2 separate regions of the Homo sapiens genome follow, and region 2 is linked to region 1. Evidence: chromatin contacts called from ENCODE Hi-C or POLR2A ChIA-PET data. All regions are on one chromosome and are shown on one strand. Each heading gives the region's core, a stretch centred on a gene start or an enhancer-like site at or near the end of the contact. The rest is flanking DNA. Distances are from core to core; before and after follow the strand shown.

Region 1 (6,982 bases), core at 1,127-3,626:
GTTCACTTGAGCCGAGGAGTTCAAGGCTAGGCTGGGCAACATGATGAAACCCTGTCTCTACAGAAACAAACAAATGAACAGTTAACTGGGTGTGGTTGCATACACCTGTGGTCCCAGCTATTCAGGAGGCTGATGTGGGAGGATCACTTGAGCCTGGGAGATAGAGGCTGTGGTGAGCTGTGATCTTGCCACTGCACTCAGCCTGGGTGATAGAGCAAGACTCTGTCTCAAAAAAAAAAAAAAAAAAAAAAAAAAAGCTGTACTGTGATAAACCACCTCACATTGCCAGAAGTACTGGTCGAGAAAATACAAATGGCTGCAAGACCTGAGAACCTGGAAACAAGCAATAAAAACCAATTTGCAGTTAAAATATGTGTCCTTAAGTCCATGCTCTATAATGGAAATATTTCACTCTGCGCGAGCCAGGCAGGCCTTTTCCCGGGGCCTGTTGGTCTTGGTTTGGCTGCAGCTTAGTTATCTGAATGTTTCCAAGACCAAGGCAGATCCAGAGGGAGCCCAGTTAAGAGGACACAGGGTCACTGACAGTACAGTAAACAACACCTGATAGCAGGAAGGAGACAACTAAGTGCCAACCAGATTCAGAAAGCCCTAGGTGTCTGGAGTTCTCAAGCCGAAGGCTGCTGTGCGCCGAAGACCTCCACCTTGGGCTGCACAAATTGATTGATATTCACCTTGGTGCCTCTGAGCCATCTAAGAAAGGTTTCTTAAGCTCAGATGAATTTGTGTAAGAAAACAGAGAAAATAAATAGAATGCATTTTTTTTTTAAGTTTGGGATTTATATGGTCAGCTTCATTTATTTTGAAATTTAGAATATCCTCTGGTGGGACTGGATGAATGCAGCTTTATTGCGTCCACCTAGTTTCTGATGATTCTTGCAAGCAGTGGCAGAAAATAAAGGAGGCTGTGAAGCCACCAGGCTTCCCCACCTCATACAGAGTGAGGAAGAAAGTGGATGTAATCAGATGGCAAATGCTTGTTTTGTAAAAATGTGTTGTGTCCTAATGAGGCCCCGCAGCACAGTGGTTAAGAGTCCAGGCCAAGGGTCTGACCGCCTGTGTTAGAAATCAGGCTTTGCCACTTAGTAGGTATGTGTGGCTGTTTGGTAAATGACTTAGTCTCTCTTTGCCTCAAATTCCTCACCTGCAAAATGGGTATAATAAAAGTGTCTGATAGGATGGTTATGAAGTACTACTTGTGAGTGCTGAGATCAATGGTAGCCATCAGCTCTTTGTTGGCTAATGTCATTGGTAACCCATCCCCCTTCCTTGCTGCCTTTACTTTTTTTTTTTTTTTTTGAGACGGAGTCTTGCTCTATCACCCAGGCTGGAGTGCAGTGGTGCGATCTCAGCTCACTGCAAGCTCCGCCTCCTGGGTTCATGCCATTCTCTTGCCTCAGCCTCCTGAGTAGCTGGGACTACAGGCACTTAACTGTTGTCAGAAGAAGGCAGAGGGCTGAGCTGAGCATAGTGAAATGCATGCTTAGCAAACATTTTTGTTTTTTTGAGATGGAGTCTCGCTGTGTTGCCCAGGCTGGAGGGCAATGGCGTGATCACGGCTCACTGCAAACTCCACCTCCTGGGTTCAAGCGATTCTCCTGCCTCAGCCTCACGAGTAGCTGGGATTACAGGCACACACCACCACGCCCAGCTAATTTTTGTATTTTTAGTAGAGACGGGGTTTCACTGTGTTCGAGACCAGGCTGGTCTCGAACTTGTGACCTCAAGTGATCCGCCTGCCTCGGCCTCCCAAAGTGCTGGGATTACAGATGTGAGCCACTGTGCCTGGCCAGCAAACATTTGTTATCTCCAGAGTGCACTAGGCAGGATTTCACTTCAATGCTAAGATTTTGGCTCTCTTTTGCTAAGGTCGATATAATTTTATTAGTGATCTGGTTGCTCCCAAAATATCTCTTGGGTTGTATTAACTGAGGAAGAAAGGAAGTAGTTTTTTTTTCTTGTTTTCCTTGTTTTGTTACTTGATATGCCCAAGTGGTGTTGAGTTCATTGAGGTAATTTGAGGTACACAGGGGCTGTGACAGTATCCACCCTCACTGCAGCTGAGATGGTAGCGGGGGTGGAGAGTGGGATTGGCCAAGGCAAATACAGAAGCCCAGAGCTCCAGTTCCATGATGTAAATCTTGTACCAAATTTCAATGAGCATTATTTTCTACATGGGGAAATGAAATGATGGAGTGTTTAAAACCTAGAACAGCACTGGGTAGATGGCATAACTTTTTTTTTTTGTTTGGTGTGAAATGTTAGGTTATTTCAACTGCAAGGTGAATCGGAAAGTCTTGGTAGGAATGTAGCTTCCCCCACGCCACTTGGAAAGGAGTGTGGGATTTGTTTGCCAAAGGCCCTGGTAGCCTTCAATCTGTCAAAACGTTGCAAGCTGGGAGCGGTTTGCCAAAGCAAACTATCAAAGTGAAATAACACACGAGTTGCACACACAGAGACACATGCATGCTCTCTCATTCTCCAAACATTAATTTTGAATTGGGTCAGGAGGAACAAGGATTTGGGCTAGATTGTTGGTGTTTTGAAAAGAGGTGGGCACAGCTACAGATACCAATTAGCTAAGTATGCGCAAGCAGGGTGAGGTATCCTAAAACAGAGTGTGCTGAGCAGGGGTGGGAAACTTTCAGCCCTTGGCAGAGTTTCCTCTGGCCCCTGGGGTTATATATTGCTGTGCCTGCTGTTATTGTAGCCCAAAGAATAATTGCCCCTCTGGGGGAATTTATTCTATTCCATTCAGAGCAGAGACCATTTAATATCTCAGAGTTTACTCCAGAATGAATTTTGTTGGGTACCCCTATGCATTTTAGCTTCAATAGGGCCCAGTAAATGAAGAGAAGAAGCATTTGAACATCTAAATGTAATTTGTGTTGCACTTTTGTAACAAGAGGCACCAGCAAACATTTTGCTGCCATATCTTGTGATCTTCTAAGGATGGTTTTTTGGAGAGGGGTAACATAGAAATTCAAAAGCAGAACTGATTTTTATAAATCCCTCATAAAAGAAAATTTTAAAAGCTCCCGAAGTGGCTTTGGACATTTTCAAATATGTTAATTCACAGTATTTTCACTTAATCTTGAAATTTCAGGGGTCACCAAGATGGTGAAGCATCATTCTTTAATTCAGTGAATTAAGCTCCTACTATATAGCAGCCACTGTGCTAGGTGCTGGGGAATAAAGTAGTGACAAAACAAACTCCCTGATCTCATGGAGCTTACATTCCATTGGATAGAGAGAGAAATTTAAATAAAGACATAGTATGTGAGACGGTAAATGCTATGGAGAAAAGGGCTGGGCTGGGAGAGGGACCACTGTTTTTTGTAGGGTCAAGGAAGCCCTGTGAAGACAAGATCCTCTGGGCAGAGACCTTAAGAAGTGAGGGAACGAGTAGAATTGACCAGGCAACCTGGAATGCAGTTCCTCGGAGTCAGAGGAAAACCTAGATGTGATCTCACTCCCTTTCCTGCCCCAAGTCCCCCTGAATGCTATGAAAGTGCAATCTCAGATCAGTGATTATCCAAAACTGCTCCTTACAAATATGTGGCTACTGTGTGTGCCAAGAGCTTTGAGGCACTGAGGTGTAACATGTTTATGGAGCTGCAGCTTTTTTTTTTTTTAACAAAACCACACCAATCTGGTTTTCTTTTTAAATGAGTAAGCAGTGCCAGAATGTGTTACAAATGATTCACATTTTTAGGCCTGGGTGCAAGAAAGCACATTAACTCATTTGAGGTAGGAGGACAGGTTATACAATTCCCATTTTACAGATGAGGAAACTGAGGCACAGAGAGACGGTGATTTGCCCAAGGTCATGCAACCATGGAGCATGGACTTGTGAGTTGTGATGCACATGTTCTTGATTTAGAGGTCAAATTGGATCCAGCAGGGATACAGCTAGAAGATTACTGTCCTTTTGCCACCACTGTCTGGGAACCCGCTGTCTCTAATTCTCCTGCCCTATTGCTGGAAGACATCTTGGGCAATATTTCCAGTACATTCTGTGTGTAATGAACAGGCTCATTTTCAAGTATTAAAAAGTCCAAAGGAAGTTGTGTGTGATGGGAGTGAGAAGGTGAATCATTTTCGAAGTTATCCAGGACATCAGTAGCATCACCATCTAGACCTGTACCATTAGCTTCCTGTGTCTTGAATAGCACAGATCTGTGTATCTGCACTGGACAGTACCGACAGAGAATGTTTCCGTCATCATAGAAAACTCTATTGGACAGTGCTGCTCTAGATCCTCAGCAAGTTATAATTCAACTCTTTTATTCTTCTCCCCACTAATTTCATATTATTGTCCCGAATACACCCCTTGTTTGGAAGAATGTTGTTACAAATACAGTATATTAAAAGGAAAGTCTAGGCTGTGCATGGTGGCTCATGCCTGTAATCCCAGCACTTTGGGAGGCTGAAGTGGGCGGATCACCTGAGGTCAGGAGTTTGAGACCAGCCTGGCCAACATGGTGAAACCCCATCTCCACTAAAAATATAAAAATTAGCCAGGCATGGTAGTGCTGCCTGTAATTCCAGCTACTGGGGAGGCTGAGGCAAGAGAATCACTTGAGCCCGGGAGGCAGAGATTGCAGTGAGCCGAGATCAAGCCACTGCACTCCAGCCTGGGAGACAGAACGAGACTCTGTCTCCAAAAAAAAAAAAATAAAAATCAACAAAAGGAAAGTCTAGTCAGATGTAAACATTTTGATCTCTCATCCAGTTAAAAGCTTCTTTTCTCCTCTAAGCTGGGCCTGTTGTAGCCTCAGACCCCTGTAGTAGGGAAGAGGCGGCTTGGTTGGTTCCTTCACACTCCTAGTTCCCTGCCCGGCCCACTCACTGCCATTGTGAATTCCTCCAGGGTGAAGCAGAGGAGAGGAGAGGTAACTGGCAAAGACGTTCCCAGCGGGACTGGTGTTCCTTGTAATCTGGTGCTGCTGTCCTTGGTTGGCAGATGTCCAAGTTCCAGATTCTCCTCTCTCAGGGCACTTTGGAGAATTTCCCCCTCACTGGGCTCTCCTGCTGCGCCATGCCCTGGTGCAGGCTGTGCAAATCTGGCTGACTCCTTAAGATCCACCTCCGCACCCCCAGCTCCCGTACTCCATGGGTATAAGCTGTACATTTACTTTCTAGGAGGGGGGTCACCTCATTCTGGTGAAAATCTTTGGTGGAGTCCTTTCCAGATAACCTAAGTTCCATGTCTTTCCATGGTGCTAAAACATAACATCTCCTGCCCCTCCAGGCTCTAAAAATACAGACTGTTCCCACCCTAGCCCTCTCTCCAGTCTTCCCTCCTGGATACTCCAGCTAGGGTTTGGCCTTTAGATGTTTTTCAGAGGAGAATCAGGCACCAATCCTTGTACCCCCAGATACCAGGGCATCCGGATCAAGCTCTGAATGTTGTCCCTCTTGCTTGGCTTGGGGGAGAGTTCCTACTTTTCCTTCCCCATAGGGGAGTGGAGGGGCTGTATGCAGCACTCCTACATCCATCTTCAGGGAAATTCACACCTAGCAAACTCCATCCTCCAGCCTCCTTGTGCATACAGGTGGGAGGTGAGTGAGGGATGGCGCGCACCCGCTTTGTAGTTTCTGAACAGACAGGGCAGCCCCTCTCTTTGGAATGTGTGCATACTTAGTATCCATGTTCTCAGCTCTGGATCCTCAGCTGCAACTCCATGACAACAGCAAGAAGGATGCCTGCAACACCATATTACAGAGACCATCTTCCCTGCTTCTCACCACATTGCACAGTCTCTAGCCAGTCTGTCCATGTCTGTTCTGTGTGATCTCCTGGGTCACTTACATACAAAACAGGAGCTGGGGTGGAATTTTGGATTCTTAGAAATGGTGGAAGCTTTATCTAACTCCACAAGACCTAACCCCCGGCTTCGGGCAGGTTTTCCTCATCTCCACCCTGACGTGATGGTTTTTCTTGGTTCGGGGCAGTGTTTCACATCTCTCAGTTGTGTTGGAAGCCTCAAAAAGGTTGGGAACCACTATATTATTTAACTTAGGTTAAATACGATTTGACAAATGGTCAAAAGATGTAGTGGCCTTATTGCAGGGATGCTTAAAATAATGACATTGATGATTTGAAATCATGAGACTTTGGGCATTTAAATTAATTGACAATACTTGTCTCACCTTTGGTCCGAGGTTACATTTCCAATCACATTCAGCGGGACTTGGGGCAGGAGAGGGAGTGAAAGATCTAGGTTTTCCTCTGACTCAGAGGAGCTGCATTCCAGGTTTCCTGGTCAGCTCTACTCCTTCCCTCACCTTCTTAACTTACTAACCATGCCAGGTGTTTTACCTCTGTCATATTCAGTGATCCTCACAGAAGGTGAGAATGTTTGAGGCATGGAAATGCTAACGTGGAAATGTGACCCAGGATCACCCAGATGGGAATGATGGAGCTGCGATTCTAGCCTGGCTCCATGCCCTCTCCAGCACACCCTGCTGTCTCAGCCGGCTCCTATTTCCCCACCTCCTCTTTATTTGATGACATTCTCTAATCAGGGCTGGTGACAGTGAGGCTTAGCACAGCTAATCCCACCCATGGAGAACATATGTGACATCAAAAGGCTGGAAAGAGGCAGAGGAATGGTTCCCAGGAAAGCATGAGCTGTAAGGAGAGGAACTTCCCTGGCAGGCTCAAAGCCCATGCTTTTCCCTGACCTTACCACCCGTGAAGGACCGCATGTGGGCTACACTAGCACTCCCTCTGCCAGGCACGGTGCATCCTCTTACTCAGTTCTCCCCTAAACCTCTAAGCCAGTTCCCGTTGTCATCCCCGTTTTTCAGGGGAGGAGACTGAGACTTAGAGAGGTTAAAGCTCTGATCTAGAACCCCTGCGGGTAAGCAGGAAGGCTGGGATGTGATCCCACATCTGCCCCATGCCATGCCTTGCCACAGCACCATGCTGCCTCCCTCCTTTGGGGCCAACACTTTG
Region 2 (6,982 bases), core at 1,272-3,771, 39 kb after region 1:
CAGCTGGGCGTCTCTGGGAAAGCTGGCAGGGCTGGCAGGATCCACAGGGATGTTGAGTTCTTAGTCTTCCAAGCTGGACTTCAAGGGGCCTTGAGCAAGTCACTTAACTTCTGTAACATTTGCTTTGTCCTGCAGATGGCCTGAAAGCATGTCTGGTTCAAGTCTGTATTCCCAGAACCTACCGCAGAGCCTAGTACATGATAAACTGTAAAATGGGGATACCAGTTATTATTGCAAGGCATTTCAGGTGATTAATGATATTTCCAATGAAAGCCTCTAAACTGCTCAGTGAAAGGTAAGGAATAAATGAATAGTCCCCTTTCTCAAGTTTGCTTAATTAACTAGTCATCATTGATCTAAGTCTTTCTATTTAGAGTTGGCAGATATTCGTTGTACTAGGAAAACCATCTTAGCCTCTGCTTCATGCAATTTTAGTTTGCAGTGGGTGGGTACAAACGAAAGCAAACCAGAGGTAGAAGTTTTTTCCATACATAGGGCATGCCTAGTGGAAAAGCAGCCTTTTCAGCAGAGGAAGGCGGGTCGAATGTGCAGCAGGACAGAAAAACCCAGAGCCCTGATTGTGCCCATTGTCCAATGACTGCTCCTTTGCAAGGGCTGATCCCTGACATTGAATGGCGGGAGGGTGATGACTGCATTGAAATATCTGCTAATAGGCAAGGCCCTCCCTTCCTCCACACCCTTTCTCCTCCGTTAAAGACTTTCTGGAAAACAGAGCAAAAACAATGCGGCAACCCCAAGGGTTGATGAGAATTGCATTCTCCCTGCAGCTTCTATTACTCTTGTGCCTTTGTCCCCGTGGACTTGGTGAAGGGTATAGCTGTCAGGTGCCTCTCTTCCCTGGTGCAGGGTAATCTGGACTGATTGACTTGTCCATTGTCCTAAGGTTGGAGCTAAAAACAAAACAGGAAAAGCTGCTTGATGAGGATGAAGAGGAACTTGGTGGCCAAATGCTGTTGCTTTCCAGGCATTGGACACAAGGCTCATTCTCTCTGAGAAACTTACATCCAAAGGCAGTGACTTTGAAAGGACCGTGGCTGTGGAATTAGAGACAGATGCGTAGCTGACCATGAGTAGATATTAAATTGTATTAAACTATGCAAACCGCATTTCTCATGCAAGGCTTGTTTCTACCTTACATCAGCCCTTGAGCTGCATTTGCATTTCTATAGAGAACGAAATAAAAGCAGCATGTCACTTACTCATTTCTATTCATAACTGTGAGCTGTTATTCTAGCTCTCATCTACCCTACACAGCACTGCCAGATTAATCTTCCTGAACCTCCATCAACAGCGAGTTTGGTTCCCAGCATTTCACTGAATCAACTCATGTTTATAAGGCCCAGGTGCTGAGAGGGATATAAACAGACTTAAGACGGGACTAATTTTAAGGTAACCAGACATCCTGCTTTGTCTGGGACAATCATTGCTTATGCTTGTTATCCTGATACAATTATTAATAGTGCCTCTTTTCACTCTCAAAAGTGATCCTGATTAGACAATGAATTACAAGGTTGCCCTACTCATGTCTGTCAAGTGTTCATAAGATAAAAGGGGTGGAAAGGATGAAGGTAAATACGGTAATTTCAAAACAAGGTAGAGATTGGAGGTAGAGGAGTTAGGTGTTTGCAGAAGGAAGGGAGCCATTGAGGCTGAGAGTGATAGGGGAGGCTCATTTAATTCTAGGACTTGGCCTTGGCTTCGAAGGATGATGATGACTCAAAAAAGGGGAGAGAGGCTGGCGAAGGTGTGGGAGCCGTGAGAGTTAAGGGTGTATTCCATGACTCTCAAAGGGTCACCTAGATGGAGCTTCCTCTGGGAAGAGGAGAGCAGGAGCTGTGAGATGGGAGGGACAGATCTGGAAGGCTTGAAAGGCAGGTGAGGAACTTGTGCTTTACCCTGGGGGCTGAAGGAAGCCATAGAGATACTGGTGTGAAATAGCCAAGGTGAACAGGAGGATTCAACTGGTCCTGGCGTAGGACTGGTCATCTCATCACCAGTGAAGACAGAGGATCTGACCTGCAGAAGCTGCCTCCAAACCATCACACCATGCTGCCTGCCCCTCTCCCATGGCCTGCATGATTTCCTAGGTAAATTAAAAATTTTCACCCATGACAGGGTGAGGCAAATGGATGTTCTGGTGTCTTGGTTTCCAGAAGCCTCCAGCCAAGAGTTGACATGAGCTTGCTGTTTTAACATCAGTTAAAATAATTATTGTAGCATGATTTCTGACAGGAACAAAACAAAAGGATACACTTACAGGAGCAGGCTGTGCAGTCAGGACATGCGCGATCCTTCAGAGGGCCTTTCGGGAGTGAGTGACTCGCCACAGGGTGTTTATCTGTCATCCATATGGGGAATCATCTTCTTCATAATTTTGCTCAACTGGAATCAGAGCTAAGGCTCCATGTGCACAGCGGAGAGATTCATTTTGTCTTGTGCCTGCCTCTTCCTCCTTTCTTCCTTCCTTTTTTCTTTCTTTCAACTAGAATCATTGAGTACTCAACATATGGACACACCCTAAGCCAGCTGCTCTTACTCCGTGGTTGCCACAGCAACCCAGTCTCGTGAGATCAGAGCATCTTCATTTTGCAGATGAAGAAAATAAGCTTCTGAGAGGGTAGGAGAACTGCTGGAGGTGACCAGCTATATGCATTGTTGAGCACCTTGCCAGGGTAATTACATCAAGCAGGTCTCTATGAATAGTTTGATTATTTCTAGTAATGCTGTTGAGGAAATGAAACCAACAGAGAGCAATACTAGGTCAGTGGTATTCAAGCCTGACTGTGCATTAGCACCATTTCAGCACCAGGTGCTTAAAAAATACGTTTCTGGCTGGGTGCGGTGGCTCACGCCTGTAATCCCAGCACTTTGGGAGGCCGAGGCAGGTGGATCACAAGGTCAGGAGATCGAGACCATCCTGGCTAACACAGTGAAACCCCGTCTCTACTAAAAATACAAAAAATTAGCCAGGCGCAGTGGCGGGCACCTGCAGTCCCAGCTACTCGGGAGGCTGAGGCAGGAGAATGGCGTGAACCCGGGAGGTGGAGCTTACAGTGAGCCGAGATCGCGCCACTGCACTCCAGTCTGGGCGACAGAGCAAGACTCCGTCTCAAAAAAAAAAAAATACATGTTTCTGGGCTCTGTGCCCCAAATGTTCTGTTTTAGTGGCTCCTGGTGGAGCTTAAGAATCTGTGCATTGTTTTTTTAAGTCCGCTAGAGTAATAGTTCTTCAACCACAGTATGTATCCATTGTTAAAACACAGATTCTGGGCTTCCACCCCTTGAGTGTCTGATGCAGGAGGCCTCTGGTGGGCCTAAGCATTGCATTCCATACTGCTACTCTGAGGAGGATACTCAGAACTGCTGCGGGAGAGGCTGCTGATGCTCATCCCGCCCACGCACTGCTGGGGTGGAAGGCTCCTGGACTCTGCATGCTCAGATGGTTTGAGTCTATTTTGTGGAGGGCATGCTAGGATTAGAAGAGCTAGACCCGGGATGGCTACATATGAGCCATCCCCCCTTCCTCGAAACCTGGGGTAGACATCATTTACTGACCACTGTGCTCTTTTTAACTGAGTCCTGGCTCAAGGTCCCTCTCATCTCTCTGTAGCCTGCCCATACCAATCAAATGGTGTTGGCTCACAAGCCAAACCTTTTATTGTTTGCTAAGCTAGACATTCTAACCGACACTTCCAAAATCAGTCATTGAAAAATTCTGTTTGTTTGTGGAACGTGTGCCTTAATTGTTCATGAGAGGGAACCCCCTGGGGAGTGGTTCTTGACATTGGCTGCACATTAGAATCACCTAGGAAATTCAAAACAAAAAGAAAACCAGACTATTGGGCTCCCTTCCATGTCTGAGGTGGGCTCCAGCTGCTAGCAGCTTTATGAGCATTACAGGTGATTCTAAGGTACGGTTAGGGCTGACAGCTATCGGACTGAGGGGGTTGCTAGAAGCTGTGCAAACTCTAAAACTAGTTGCTAACTCCTGTCCTGTCGCTGAAGATTCCCCTTGCAGAGCATCCCCTTTTCTTCTATGCATCTCTTTATTTTTCTGACAAACAGAATAGAAAGGAGAAGCAGCCAAAGGCCTGTTGACACCATTTTTGTCTCAGAGGCTTCCTGACAGGAGGCTGAAATGGGTGGTAGCCACTGTCCTAGAATAGCTAGAAAGGAACCATTTTTCTGGAGCAGTTCCCAAAAAATTCGTCTCTAACAGCAGAAGGTGTCACTCCCCTCGCTTTCTTACCTTTTGTGAATTTTGGAATGCAGAAGGTCCCATCGAGAGGAAACGTTTTCACACAGAGACTCCCCAACTCTCAGCCCCATGGTTTTCCTCTCTGCTCAGTGCCAGCCCTCCCAAATTTAGACTCGCGTCCCCCTTCATGGCTGCCACTCATGCTTTACTAAATTGCTCTTTGTGGAAGTCACCAACACACCCTAAACAGCAATTCTTCTCTTTGTTCTCCCTGAATCATCCGACTCTGTTGATCACTCTCTCTGTTCCTGGGAACGTAATTTTTCTGCTTCCTCTCCATTCCTTCTCTGTGTCCTTTACTAACCTCTTTGCCTTCTCCTGCTCCTTAGTGGGAGCATTTCCCCAGGGCCACCATCTTTGTCCCATAGCACTTTTCTACACACCGTCCTTCCCCTGGGATCCCTTCCCCAGATCCATGGCACAGGTCTGACTGATGTTCTGAGTCCCAGTCTCCCAACAGTGTCTGTAGAACTTCTTGTGCCCACCAAATTGGCCCTGTCTCTGGACTCCCCTATTTTTCTTCTGGGCACCAGTGTTTATGCTGATCTCCTAGACCTGGGCTGTTGGTCGCATTAAACTCTGTTATCCGGTTCATGTCTGGTTTGCCTTTCCTTTGTGCTGCCTCTCACATTGGCCATTCGTGCCTTTGCCCATCTGTTAATTATTTGCTGCGTGCCAGGCATAGTGCTAAGTACATCTGTTATTCTACTTAAACTTCACAGCAACCTTATGAATCAGTAGGCAGGATTATTATCATCCCTGTTTTATCTCTGAGGAGACAGCCTTTGAGATGGATAGGAACCTTGGCTGACTAGTGGTGGAACAGAAATTCAAGCTCATACTGAGCCCCTGAGCTCTCACTCTTCAGTGCTGTACTTGGTTGTTCCCTCCTTGCCGCAGCCCACTGTTGCAATCTCATCTCCTTTTACCCTTCCACATATGAGTCGGCCCCACATGAACCGGTTTACTCCCAGGTCTCCGGGTCTCTTCATTCTTTTCCTCCTCTATATTTTTGCCCAAATCCTTGGTGATATCTGATACCCCAAGGGCAGCACCACCTCCTATGCTTTGCCTTCTTCTTCTTCTTCTTTTTTTTTTTTTTTTGAGATGGAATCTCACTCTGTCACCTGGGCTGGAGTGTAGTGGCACGATCTCAGCTCACTGCAACCTCCGCCTCCCAGGTTGAAGCGATTCTCCTGTCTCAGCCTCCTGAGTACCTGGGATTACAGGTGCCCACCACTATGCCCAGCTAATTTTTTGTATTTTTAGTAGAGACGGGGTTTCACCATGTTGGACAGGCTAGTCTTGAACTCCTTACCTTGTGATTTGCCCACCTCAGCCTCCCAAAATACTGGGATTACAGGTGTGAGCCACCGCACCTGGCCTTCTTGACCTTTCCAAACTGTCCAAATTCCAAAAGCCTTTTTTTGATGTGTACTGTCTTGTGTTTTAAATTCCTTTGGTGGATTTATTTATTTATTTATTTATTGAGATGAAGCTCTGTCACCCAGGCTGGTGTGCAGTGGAGCCATCTCAGCTCACTGCAGCCTCCACCTCCCAGGTTCAAGTGATTCTCTTGCCTCAAGTACCCGAGTGGCTGGGATTACAGATGTGCGCCAACACGCCTGGATAATTTTTGTATTTTTAGTAGAGGCAGGGTTTCACCATGTTGGCCAGGCCAGTCTTGAACTCCTGGCCTCAAGTCTGCTTGCCTTGGCCTCCCAACGTGTTGGGATTACAGGTGTGAACCACCGCGCTTGGCTCCTTTGGTGAATTTTGAAGTGAACCTGTTCTCGACAGTTTTTTTCCAGGTATTTCAGCATTATTCTCCTAGACGGGTTATAAACTCTTTAGGATAGGAACTAGACTTATTTCAGTGTCCTGCAGTTCCTAGCATGCTTCCTTGCTAGAGCTGACCTTCCTAGAGTTGACTTATTTTGACTTCATACTCTTGTCCATGACAACTGTCTGTGTGCAGGACAATATGAATAAGGATGTGAGATGCTGCCCTACCCTCGGGGAGCTGTTCTGCTAAGGTGCCCGGATTCCCTAACAGCCCTCTGCACAGCTGTAATCTCTTGTTAGATTAGTTTTCCATCCTTCATGGGAATCGTTTTTCTTCCTACGTTTCTGTTTTTAAAGTTTGCATAAAATGGAGACTTGGCTGCACACCAGGGAGGTTTAGGAGAGAAATGAGCAGTGGGACCTCCCCAGCCAAACCTGGCTGCAAACCGCTGACTGCACAGGAATACGAATGACTTCTAGTGGGATGGGCGGGGATCCTGGGGGGATGCTCTTCATTCCTGCTTTTGATCAGGAGCTGGGCCAGCTTTGGAAATCTGAGTGTTGGCACAACTCTCAAATGGTCCTGCTGCTGTTATTGTCTGGGGTTTCTTACTGGGCGTCCACACTCAGAAAGGACCCCCTCTTTCCTGTAAGCTTGCTTCTCACTGACTGGCACAGCTTGGTGATTGGGGTGGTGGTAGAGACGTGGGCCATACGGAACTAGGAGCATAATTTTCACAAGCACTTAAACTTGAACAGAACAAGATTAGCAATATTAACACGCATTACACTGAGATATGACGCACAGGGAAATACCTCTAGGTACCCTTGGGATAACTGTAATGATACATGACTTAGGATTTCCAGATCCTCCTAGCTGCTTGGACTGTGGTTCCAGGCCCAGGTCACAGAACCTTG

The links. A loop is a pair of places that touch in the nucleus more often than their neighbours do. ChIA-PET counts read pairs that join two places held with the same protein, here RNA polymerase II (POLR2A). Pooled maps may share reads with other maps.
Region 2: a loop to region 1 is called in a map of heart left ventricle, with 2.2 times the contacts of the local background. The contact joins the promoter of THSD4-AS1 here to the enhancer-like site in region 1. A Hi-C loop is called at or near these places in 3 of 168 maps with a recorded cell type or tissue (Right ventricle myocardium inferior and heart left ventricle), 1 of 37 single-sample maps with no recorded cell type and 2 of 50 pooled maps. POLR2A ChIA-PET finds 5 or more read pairs at or near these places in 1 of 52 experiments (A673).

Annotation. Positions count from the first base shown.
Region 1 is chr15:71,147,740-71,154,721 of GRCh38, forward strand. The region is part of intron 2 of THSD4 (thrombospondin type 1 domain containing 4); the gene reads left to right. Among named protein-coding and RNA genes, the nearest start is that of CT62, 36 kb to the left of the region's middle. RefSeq lists enhancers at 6,278-6,982, 6,353-6,854. Within about 2 kb of position 2,377, at least 9 of the 41 ENCODE cell types and tissues checked have a DNase peak (open chromatin) inside an H3K27ac peak, as active enhancers do.
Region 2 is chr15:71,186,538-71,193,519 of GRCh38, forward strand. THSD4-AS1 (THSD4 antisense RNA 1) reads right to left here and starts at 2,522. Exons shown (of 3, transcript NR_120351.1): 1 at 2,279-2,522. All of the region lies in intron 3 of THSD4 (thrombospondin type 1 domain containing 4), which reads left to right.